Linked DNA regions of Homo sapiens: region 2 is linked to region 1. Evidence: chromatin contacts called from ENCODE Hi-C data. All regions are on one chromosome and are shown on one strand. The core of a region is the stretch at or near the end of the contact, and the rest is flanking DNA. Distances in the headings are between cores, read along the strand shown.

What was found. A loop is a pair of places that touch in the nucleus more often than their neighbours do. Pooled maps may share reads with other maps.
Region 2: a pooled map shows a loop between it and region 1 (4-fold over the local background). The contact joins two enhancer-like sites. A Hi-C loop is called at or near these places in 2 of 37 single-sample maps with no recorded cell type and 2 of 50 pooled maps.

The regions. Positions count from the first base shown.
Region 1 is chr22:44,683,430-44,688,295 of GRCh38, reverse strand. It overlaps a transcript of PRR5 not described here. Among named protein-coding and RNA genes, the nearest start is that of PRR5, 16 kb to the left of the region's middle. RefSeq lists enhancers at 1,969-2,469, 2,350-2,669, 3,646-4,185. Within about 2 kb of position 3,360, at least 9 of the 41 ENCODE cell types and tissues checked have a DNase peak (open chromatin) inside an H3K27ac peak, as active enhancers do.
Region 2 is chr22:46,578,644-46,583,360 of GRCh38, reverse strand. It overlaps a transcript of GRAMD4 not described here. Among named protein-coding and RNA genes, the nearest start is that of GRAMD4, 39 kb to the left of the region's middle. RefSeq lists enhancers at 1-79, 616-715, 1,434-1,513. Within about 2 kb of position 2,797, at least 10 of the 41 ENCODE cell types and tissues checked have a DNase peak (open chromatin) inside an H3K27ac peak, as active enhancers do.

The DNA of each region.
Region 1 (4,866 bases), core at 2,111-4,610:
TCTCCTGCCTCAGCCTCCCCAGTACCTGGGACTACAGGGGTGCACCACCACACCCGGCTAATTTTTGTATTTTTAGTAGAGACGGGGTTTCACCTTGTTGGCCAGGCTGGTCTCAAACTCCTGACTTCAAGTGATACGCCTGCCTCAGCCTCCCAAAGTGTTGGTATTACAGGTGTGAGCCACTGCACCCGGCTAGGAAAATGTTTTAAACTAGAAACTCAGGCCGGGTGCGGTGGCTCACGCCTGTAATCCCAGCACTTTGGGAGGCCAGGGCGGGCAGATCACCTGAGGTCAGGAGTTCGAGACCAGCCTGACCAACAGGGTGAAACCCCGTCTCTACTAAAAATACAAAAATTAGCCAGGTGTGGTGGTGGACGCCTGTAGTCCCAGCTACTCGGGGGGCTGAGACAGGAGAATCGCTTGAACCCGGGAGGCGGAGGTTGCAGTGAGCCGAGATCGCGCCAATGCACTCCAGCCTGGGCGACGGAGTGAGACTCCATCTCAAAACAAAACAAAACACAACCTCAGACATTAAGTGAAAGTGTGGCAGCCTTGTGGGGGTGGAGAGAGGGTGTTGAGACGGAGGGTTTATTAAACTGTGATAGCAGCCAGGAGACCAGGCGCGGAGCAAGCAGGATGCTGGGAGGTGAAACTGAATTCTCCACAGAACACCAGAGGGCTTGAGGAGCTGCAACCTTAATAAAATGTAGCCTAGAAAAAGATCTACCCACTGACAATAAGAGATGACAAGAAAACTTGTCTGACTCCTCCTGAGCTTGAGGTAGGAAAAAGTGTGCAGTTCTCCTGAGGGACTCTAGCCATGGGTCTGCTCTAGCCTGGGATTAGGTTTGTATTTATAAAGCCTAACCCAACCGATGAGAAAGTGGCCCCAGGCCTGTGACAGCCGTAGGCTGCTTGGGAGAGCAATTATAAAACGCTCTGGATAGGGAAATCATCATTAACAATAATTTATCATATATTTCAAAGTAGCTAGAAGAATTGTAATGTTCCAAATGCAAAGACAATATAGATGTTTGAAGCGATGGGTTTCCCGATTACCCGGATTTGATCAAACACATTGTGTACAGGGGTCAAAATATCACACATACCCCAAAAGTATGTACAAGTGTTCTATATCAGCAACAATAAACAATGCTCTGGGAGGCATGCCCACGAGCTGGGATTCTCACAGATAAAGCCCTTGCTGGAGATAAACTCATGATCCCAAATTACACAACACACAGAAACAGACCAGCCTGAGGGAGGGACAAGCAAACACCACACATACCAGAAGGAAATTCCCGAGAAACCATTGGAGGAGACTGTAAAATTAAATTTGCCTCACATAATTAAAGATGTAAAAGAAGGAATCAAATATCGTATTTGCCGGGTGTGGTAGTTCATGCCTGTAATCCCAGCATTTTGGGAGGTCGAGGTGGGCAGATCATGAGATCAGGAGTTCAAGACCTGCCTGGCCAGCATGGCAAAACCCAGTCTCTATTAAAAATACAAAAATTACTTTGGGAGGCCAAGGCAGGCGGATCATGAAGTCAGGAGTTCAAGACCAGCCTGACCAACATTGTGAAACCCCATCTCTACTAAAAATACAAAAATTAGCTGGGCGTGGTGGTGTACACCTGTAATCCCAGCTACTCAGGAGGCTGAGGCAGGAGAATCGCTTGAAGCTGGGAGGTGGAGGTTGCAGTGAGTGAGCCAAGATCGAGCCACTGCACTCTAGCCTGGGCGACAGAGCGAGACTCCATCTCAAAACAAAACAAACAAATAAAAAAAATTAGCCAGGCGTGGTGGCACATACCTGTAATCCCAGCTACTCGGGAGGCTGAGGCAGGAGAAGCTTTTGATCCCGGGAGGCACACGTTGCAGTGAGCCGAGTTAATGCCACTGCACCCCAGCCTGGGCGACAGAGCGAGTCCCTGTCTCAAAAAAATCAACAACAACAACAACAACAAAAACACAAGAATAGAACAAGATGTTGTGAAAGCCAGGTGCCCAATAGGGGAACTTCTTTTTCTTTTCTTTTTGTTTTGAGACAGTCTCACTCTGTCGCCCAGGCTGGAGTGCAGTGGTGCGATCTCAGCTCACTGCAACCTCTCTCTCCTGGGTTCAAGGATTCTTGTGCCTCAGCCTCCAAGTAGCTGAGATTACAGGTGTGTGTTACCACACCTGGCTAATGTTTGTACTTTTAGTAGAAACGGGGTTTCACCATGTTGGCCAGCCTGCTCTCACTCCTGACCTCAGGGGATTTGCCTGCCTTGGCCTCCCAGAGTGCTGGGATTACAGACGTGAGCCACCATGCCGGGCCCCAATAGGGGAACTTCTGATGTGTGGCATCATCACGGTGCTCCCCCAGGGAGAAAGGATGGTACCACGGAAGCCAGGGCCCTGGGCACAGGGCCTGCAAGTGGAACCATCTTTCTGGGCACTATCTGGGTTAGAAGGGGACAAAGTTAGGCGGAAGGGGCATCACGTATCTCGGCTTTGATTCCAGCCCCACCCTTGGTGCTTGGGATTCTGTGTAGAAGTTCTGAGCAACTCCAGCATGTGCCTGGGCATGTCTGAGAGGGTGTCAGGCACCACAGCCCACGCCTGGCAGAGTCACGGTGGCTGTGAGTGTGCCTTTCACTGGGGAGAGCTTGTGGCTTTCACTGGGGAGAGGGGTGTGGCTTTCACTGGGGAGAGGGTGTGGCTTTCACTGGGGAGAGGGGTGTGGCTTTCACTGGCGAGAGGGGTGTGGCTTTCACTGGCTTCTCTGAAAGCGCAAGGCTCCCACCTTAAGGAGAAACTGAGGGATAAGCATGGCCCTTCTCTATGGAGCATCCACAGATTTGGGGTGGAGGAGGGAAAACATTTTTCTGATTAAATACACATGGCTCTATTCCAGACAGAGGAGAAATCGTTTTTTGTTTGTTTGTTTTGAGATGGGGTCTTGCTCTGTCCATTCTAGTCTCCACTGTCCATTTTACAGATGGTGAGACTGAGGCCTTGCACAGGAGTGGGATATGTAGGGTCACCAGCAGAGCAGGACTGTCCCAGTGCATGGGGTAAAGGACACATGCTCACTCACGGAGGCCCTACTGGGTGCTGGCACTGCGTACCCATCTACCCTCCGACCTGGGGCAGACCTACAGGCCAGAATTTCCACCCACATTTTTCAGAAGAGGAACCAGAGGCTCCGAGGGAAAGCTGACTTGCCCGGGTTGTAGGGTGAGTGAGTGGAAGGGCTGAAATCAGAGCCCAGCTGTGACTCTGGAGCTACACGCTTCCCACGGTCAGTAACCCCAGCGGCCACCAGGAGCGCCTACTTCGTGCCGGGCCCTGAGTCCCGGGCTGCCACTTCCCTTCCCCTGAGAGCCACAAGAGGGCAGTAAAGGGAGGCTCCAGAATCCCCAGGAGGGAGGACGCCTGAGCCTCCAGAGATGACATTTCACCAGGGCCTGGAAGGATGACCTCACCCAGCACGGCCAAGTGGAGCACAGACCAGAGCGACAGGAAGGGGCTGCTCCCCTACTGTGGACGCTGACATCAGCCCGGCCCTGTGCTCTGCACCCACACCCGCTGTCTGCCCCTAACCTCACAACAGTGCCCTGGGCAGAGAGCTGGGGGCGGGTGCAAGCTGGGCAACACCAGGCAGCACAGGCAGTTGGACCGCGGGTAGGAGGTGACCCTCAGGCATCCTGACCCTGGTCCCCAGTGCTCTTTGCCCCTTCCCCATCATCCCCAGGACATTTTCTTTTGAGTCTCGCTCTGTTGCCCAGGCTGGAGTACAATGGCGCGATCTCGGCTCACTGCAACCTCCACCTCCCAGGTTCAAGTGATTTTCCTGCTTCAGCCTCCTGAGTAGCTGGAACTACTCAGCTGCCGCCACCACGCCCAGCTAATTTTTGTATTTTTTTTGGTAGAGACAGGGTTTCACCATGTTGGCCAGGCTGGTCTTGAACTCCTGACCTCAGGTGATCCACCTACCTCGGCCTCCCAAAGTGCCGGGATTACAGGTATAAGCCACCGCGCCTGGCCATCACCAGCACATTTTCTACCACTCTCGAGGCTGGATCAGACTGGCTTCCAGCTCCTGGCCTCACTGGGCTCACAGCTCAGGCTCTGTGGGCACTGGGGTGGGGGCTGGGGTGGCCACAGGTGGCTTGTTTAACTGAAAAGCCCCAGGCCCCTCCTCAGCCCACCCCTCTGGCCCGGGCCCTCCTGGACCCTCAATCAATTCTGGAAGTCCTGGTTTCGACACCCCCACCCAGTCCGGGGGACACACCCTACCTGTCGCTGCAGTCAAAGCCAATGAAACCAACCCCTGCGAGGGGCCCAGCCCCTGTTCCTGGGCTAGGGCTTCTGACAAAGGATTGGGCTGGCCCCTCTTCAGCCATCCATGAACCCTATCAAGGATGACAGGGGTGGACACAGTTGTTCATCCGTGGAAGCTGCTTCCATTCCCCGGGTGGCTCGCGAGTAGGCTTCTCATCTTACTGATGGGGAGACTGAGGCTTAGGATGTAGCTAATGAGCCATGGGGAGGAGAGAGGGGGTGACTCTGCAGCCAGGGCTTGGGACCCCAGAGGGACTGGATCTGAGGCCAATCAGAGGACCTGATTCAGAGGTCCCCAAGGGTCTATGAGTTGCCCTTTGTTGGGGCCTAAGGCAGGGTGGCCTGGGAGGGTGGACACAGTCTCCTGGCTGGCTCCCCCCAGCCCCTGCCCTCCTTCGGGGTGCTGGGCGTGGGAGGAAGGCTTTGCCCAGCCACCTGGCCCTGGCCCCAAGGGGGCTCCTCATTCAGATCTTCTCGGCAGTTTCTGGTTTTGAGTAACCTAGGTCTGGGCCCTCTGTCTTGTGGTTCTGGGTG
Region 2 (4,717 bases), core at 1,548-4,047, 1.9 Mb before region 1:
TTGTAACAAACCTATCATACTAATGTAAGATGTTAATCACCAGACAAACTGCAACTGTTGGTAGGGATAATTGGGAAACTCTGTATTATCTCTGCAATTTCTCTATAAATCTAAAACAGTTTTTTAAAAATAGAGTTGGCTGGGTGTGGTGGCTCACACCTGTAATCCCAGCACTTTGAGAGACCGAAGCGAATGGATCACCTAAGGTCAGGAATTCGAGACCAGCCTGACCAACATGGTGAAACTCCATCTCTACTAAAAATACAAAATTAGCCAGGCATGGTGGTGCATGTCTGTCACCCCAGCTACTTGGGAGGCTGAGGTAGGAGAATCGCTTGAACCCGGGAGGCGGAGGTTGTGGTGAGCTGAGATCGCACCATTGCACTCCAGCCTGGGCAACAAGAGCGAAACTCCATCTCAAAAGACAAAAGAGAGAGAAAGGTGGTCACCACAGGCAGGGAGGAAGGGTCCAGGGAGTGCCTAAAGTGTCTAGAAGGCCCAGGTTCCTGTTTGGGTTTCGATTGTGGTGATGGCTGCACAACTTGGTGAATGTACTAGAAGTCCGTGAACTGTGCACTTTCAATGAGTGTGTTGTATGATGTGTGAATTACACCTCAATAAAGACGCTGACAAACACACCTCAGCCAGGTGGCCAAGGTCAACACCAAGAGTGAGGAACAAACAAATTCACTCCCAGCCTGGCTCCTGGCCCTACCCAACTCCACAGCCCAGCTCAGACCCGAGCCAGGGTCCCAGGATACCAGGCATAATGAGGTGCCGCTCCAGGTCGCTGGACATGAGCAGAGACCCCTAACTTCAGGAGCCCACCTTCTAGAAGGGAAGCGTGGTAAACAGTAGACAAACAAGAACCTCAGGAAGAGGAGAGCAGTGACAGCAGAGGCACAGCTGGGGCACTCATGGGAGGCCTCCCTGGAGGGGGGACGTGGAGCAGAGAGGTCCCAGGAACGGCCGGCAGGGGAACCCACCAAGAGAGGCTGAGCCGTTTCCTGGAGCCTCCTAACCGCCCGCTGCCCAGCATTCAGCTTCTCCCACTGCAGCTTCTCGGGAGTTTGGTGGCACAGAGTCCCAAGCAGAGTCTCTTGTCCCTCCTGTTCCCCAGGGACAAGTAACAATTCACCAAGCACAAAGCTTCACGGTTTCCCAGCAGCCCCACGCTCTGCCTCCTTGGACCTCACTTCACAGAGGGCAGTGACTCGGCCACTGCAAAGTGCATCCCAGAAGCCCTCACTCCTCGACCACCCATGGCCTCCACACCCAGCCCCACCCAGCCCCAGCCAAGGCCCCAGCACTGCTCCTCAGTAGACCTGCTTCCTCTAGGGAAGTGGCAGCCAGGCCTCTCCACCCACCTGGGCCTCCCTGTGGGAGGTGGTGCAGACGCGGCCATCTCAGGCCAGAGCCAGCTCTCAAGCTCTGGCTTCTATACCCTAGGCCAAGGCCTTCGTTTACAGGTGACCAAACTGAGGCCCAGAGAGGTTAGGTGTCTTGCCCAAGAACACACAGCAGCAAGATCAAGCACGCTCTCCGCCCAACCCCCGTGCATATGGGGCTTAGGTTAGAAGCACAGCCCATTGGTCCAAACCCACCTCTACCACGCAGCAACCTGTGGCTCTGTGCCAGGGCTTCCTCCTGCGTGAAATGCAGCTAACAAGAGCACCTACCTCCAGTTGGTACGAAAATAAATCATGTCTCATGCTTAGAGGGCTGTCTGGCCCTGAGCAGGACATGCTGTCCGAATCTTGCTATTTACTGCACATTTGACAGCAAAAAGAGAAGTCTCATCATGACTTTGAGTTTATTGCTGATATTTCTCTCACAAAACCCCCCTTAGAGGAGGGTTATCAGGAAGGCAGAAAGGCTGCAATGTTTATGAGCATAGCCTTGGGGGCAAAGCCACCCACGTGCAAATCCCAGCTCTGCTCGGGAACGAACTGGGGACTTAGGCAAGTGGCACTGCCTCCCGGTGCCTCAGTTTCCTCATCTGTAAAATGGGGTGAAGCTGTGTGCTCTGCAGACTTGGTTGAGACAATTCGTGTGAAACACTCAGCGCAGGCCTGCTGTGCAGAATGAGTGATTTCTATTACTATTATTAATGTTTTTGATAGGCCGGTACTTCCTGCCTTTCCTGTGTAACCACAGGGGACTTTAATCACTGGGCTTAAACATAATCACAACCCTAGGTTATAACTCAAACACCAAACAATCAGAACAGTAGCCCTGTAGACGGGACTGTCATTAGTGGCGAATTACCAGCCCAAAGTGTCCGCCCAGGCCTCTGCCACATGCCGAGATACCAAAGGCAAAACAACAGGGCTTTCTCCAATTAGGGAAACACGCATTTTCTTTTTTCTTTCTTTCTTTTTTTTTTTTTTTTTGAGATGGAGTTTCGCTCTTGTTGCCCAGGCTGGAGTGCAATGGCGCGATCTCAGCTCACCCCAACCTCTGCCTCCCGGGTTCAAGCGATTCTCCTGCCCCAGCCTCCCAAGTAGCTGGGATGACAGACATGCGCCAACACGCCCGGCTAATTTTTTGTATTTTTAGTAGACGTGGGGATTTCTCCATGTTGGTCAGGCTGGTCTTGAATTCCCGACCTCAGGTGATCTGCCCGCCTCGGCCTCCCAAAGTGTTGGGATTACAGGCGTGAGCCAGCGCGCCCGGCGAAACCCACATTTTCTTGCGCCACCTCTGTCTCTAAGAGTCTGAGTGACCTGCCTCTAAGTTCTCAAGTTAAACTATTACATATCCCCAGCAGCCAAGGGCTCCAAGCAGGTGACAGGCTGGCCTGGGCCCCACCCGCTGGGCTGGGTTAGGCCTGTGACACTCTGTTCACATAACTGTCCCCTTGGGAGATCCAGGCCTCCTCTCAGACCCCCCAGCCACACCTGACGGTGGAAGACTTGAACTTTTACTCCTTTACAAGCAGTATTTTTCAGGACCATTGCTGTGCCACCAAAAGGCAAAGAAAAGGCAGATCTAAACCCACCGTGGTGCCAAAGAGACCCCAAGCCAGCCTGTGGGATGCCCAAACCAGAGGCCTTCGAAAGCACTGTGAGTGGTCCACTTGGCCTCGGAGGCGCCCAGCAGATGACCATCTCCAAGCCAGGCAAGAGACGCTGCTTCCCAGCGAGCACCCTCTGCCTTCTGCCTGTTACTCACTAAACCCGGCCACAGCTTCTCTCCCTCAATTCACTGTCAATTTCTGTCGGAGCAGGGATGCTCTGCCACACACCCCAACACTGTCCCTGCTGCCCCGGGCTTTCTGCAGAGACAGTCTCCTTACCCCTAAAGAGGCCAGGCAGCAGCCTCTTGGGCCGCCTTGCAGGGGAGGAGGCAGGAACTCAGGCAGGGGGTGACCAGGCCACCCAGCCAGTCCCTGGTGTCTTCCCTCCCAGCCAGCACACGCCCACACCAACAGGAGCTCTGTAAATACCCAAGTCCCCACCATGGCCACTAGGCAGGAGACCCCAAACCTGACACACAGAAGCCCACATACAGGGACGCCTCCCCAGCTCCCCGAGATGGGGCAGCCTCCTAAAATGAGCCCCTGGCCGGAGCCCTGTCATGACAGGACTGGAACCCCAATGCCAAATAAACCCCAGTAGATTCGGCTACCGGAGAGAAATACCCAAACAGAGAAACATGGGGAGATGGAAGGGGGCTTCATGTGGCCCCCAGGGAGGGGAGGGGGCACACGGATGGCACAATCACTAACACAGATCACATCATGGGACTATCGGGGCCCCAGGTTCTCCCATAACAGGAAAGTCACCAGGACCCGTCAAGTGGGGTGCTGCTGTTTCTGTAACATGTCTAACATTGCTCTGATACTCCTTCCAAAGAGAAAACAGGCTTCAGGCTGGCAGCCCTCCCTGGCAGCAGAGGCTCACTAGGCTCCAATAACACTTTCTTTTCATTGAGCCTGAACCACTATTCTATTCTATTCTACAGCAGAAATGGTGATTCAGGAAAACCGGCTCTGATTCTCCTCCCTCGTTTTCCAGTTGGTGAAGGTGAAGCCTGGGAGAGCGGAGAGCAAAGATCACCTAACGCCGGCGCCGGGCTCCACAGATAAGAGGAGGGTACTAAGGGGAAGGCCTGGAAGGCTGGTGGTTTGGAGAGAGACCACCTGGTTCTTTCCCAGTGAAGGGTCCTCCACCTCCCTCAGCAGGAGACCCAGAATAAACAGCCTCCCAGGGCTATGTGGAAACACACCACAACTTGGAGACTTTCCCGTGCTCTCCAGAGTGCAAGACAGACATCACCGGACAGGCCCCGCCTGCCCCCAGGCTGCATGGCTGGGACAGCCGCACTCCACGCATCAGCCATAGGGGCAGCTGAGAGGAAAGAGCAGCAGAGCAGAGGGCTGGTGGCTCACTGAGACCCCAGGTGCCCAATTTCCCAGGCTCCAGGACCAAGCTGCATCTCCCTGTGAGCCCAGCACGGTGAGGACTGTGGGGCTTCGAGGTCTGCCCCGGGACCACAAAGTGCTGCAGAAGGGTCCACATGGCTGCCAAGGCAGGAGCAAGGCAAGACAGGCAGGGCCCCTTTCCTGGACCAGGCAGGGGTCTTCGGAAGGGTGTGCAGCAGGAAGGAGGGGCAGGGTTACTGAGGTCACTCATCTGGGGAGTCCCAGCTAACAACAGGGGAACGTGGTTTCACCCCAGCACGGGGCAGAGGCAGCAACTGAACACACACCCTG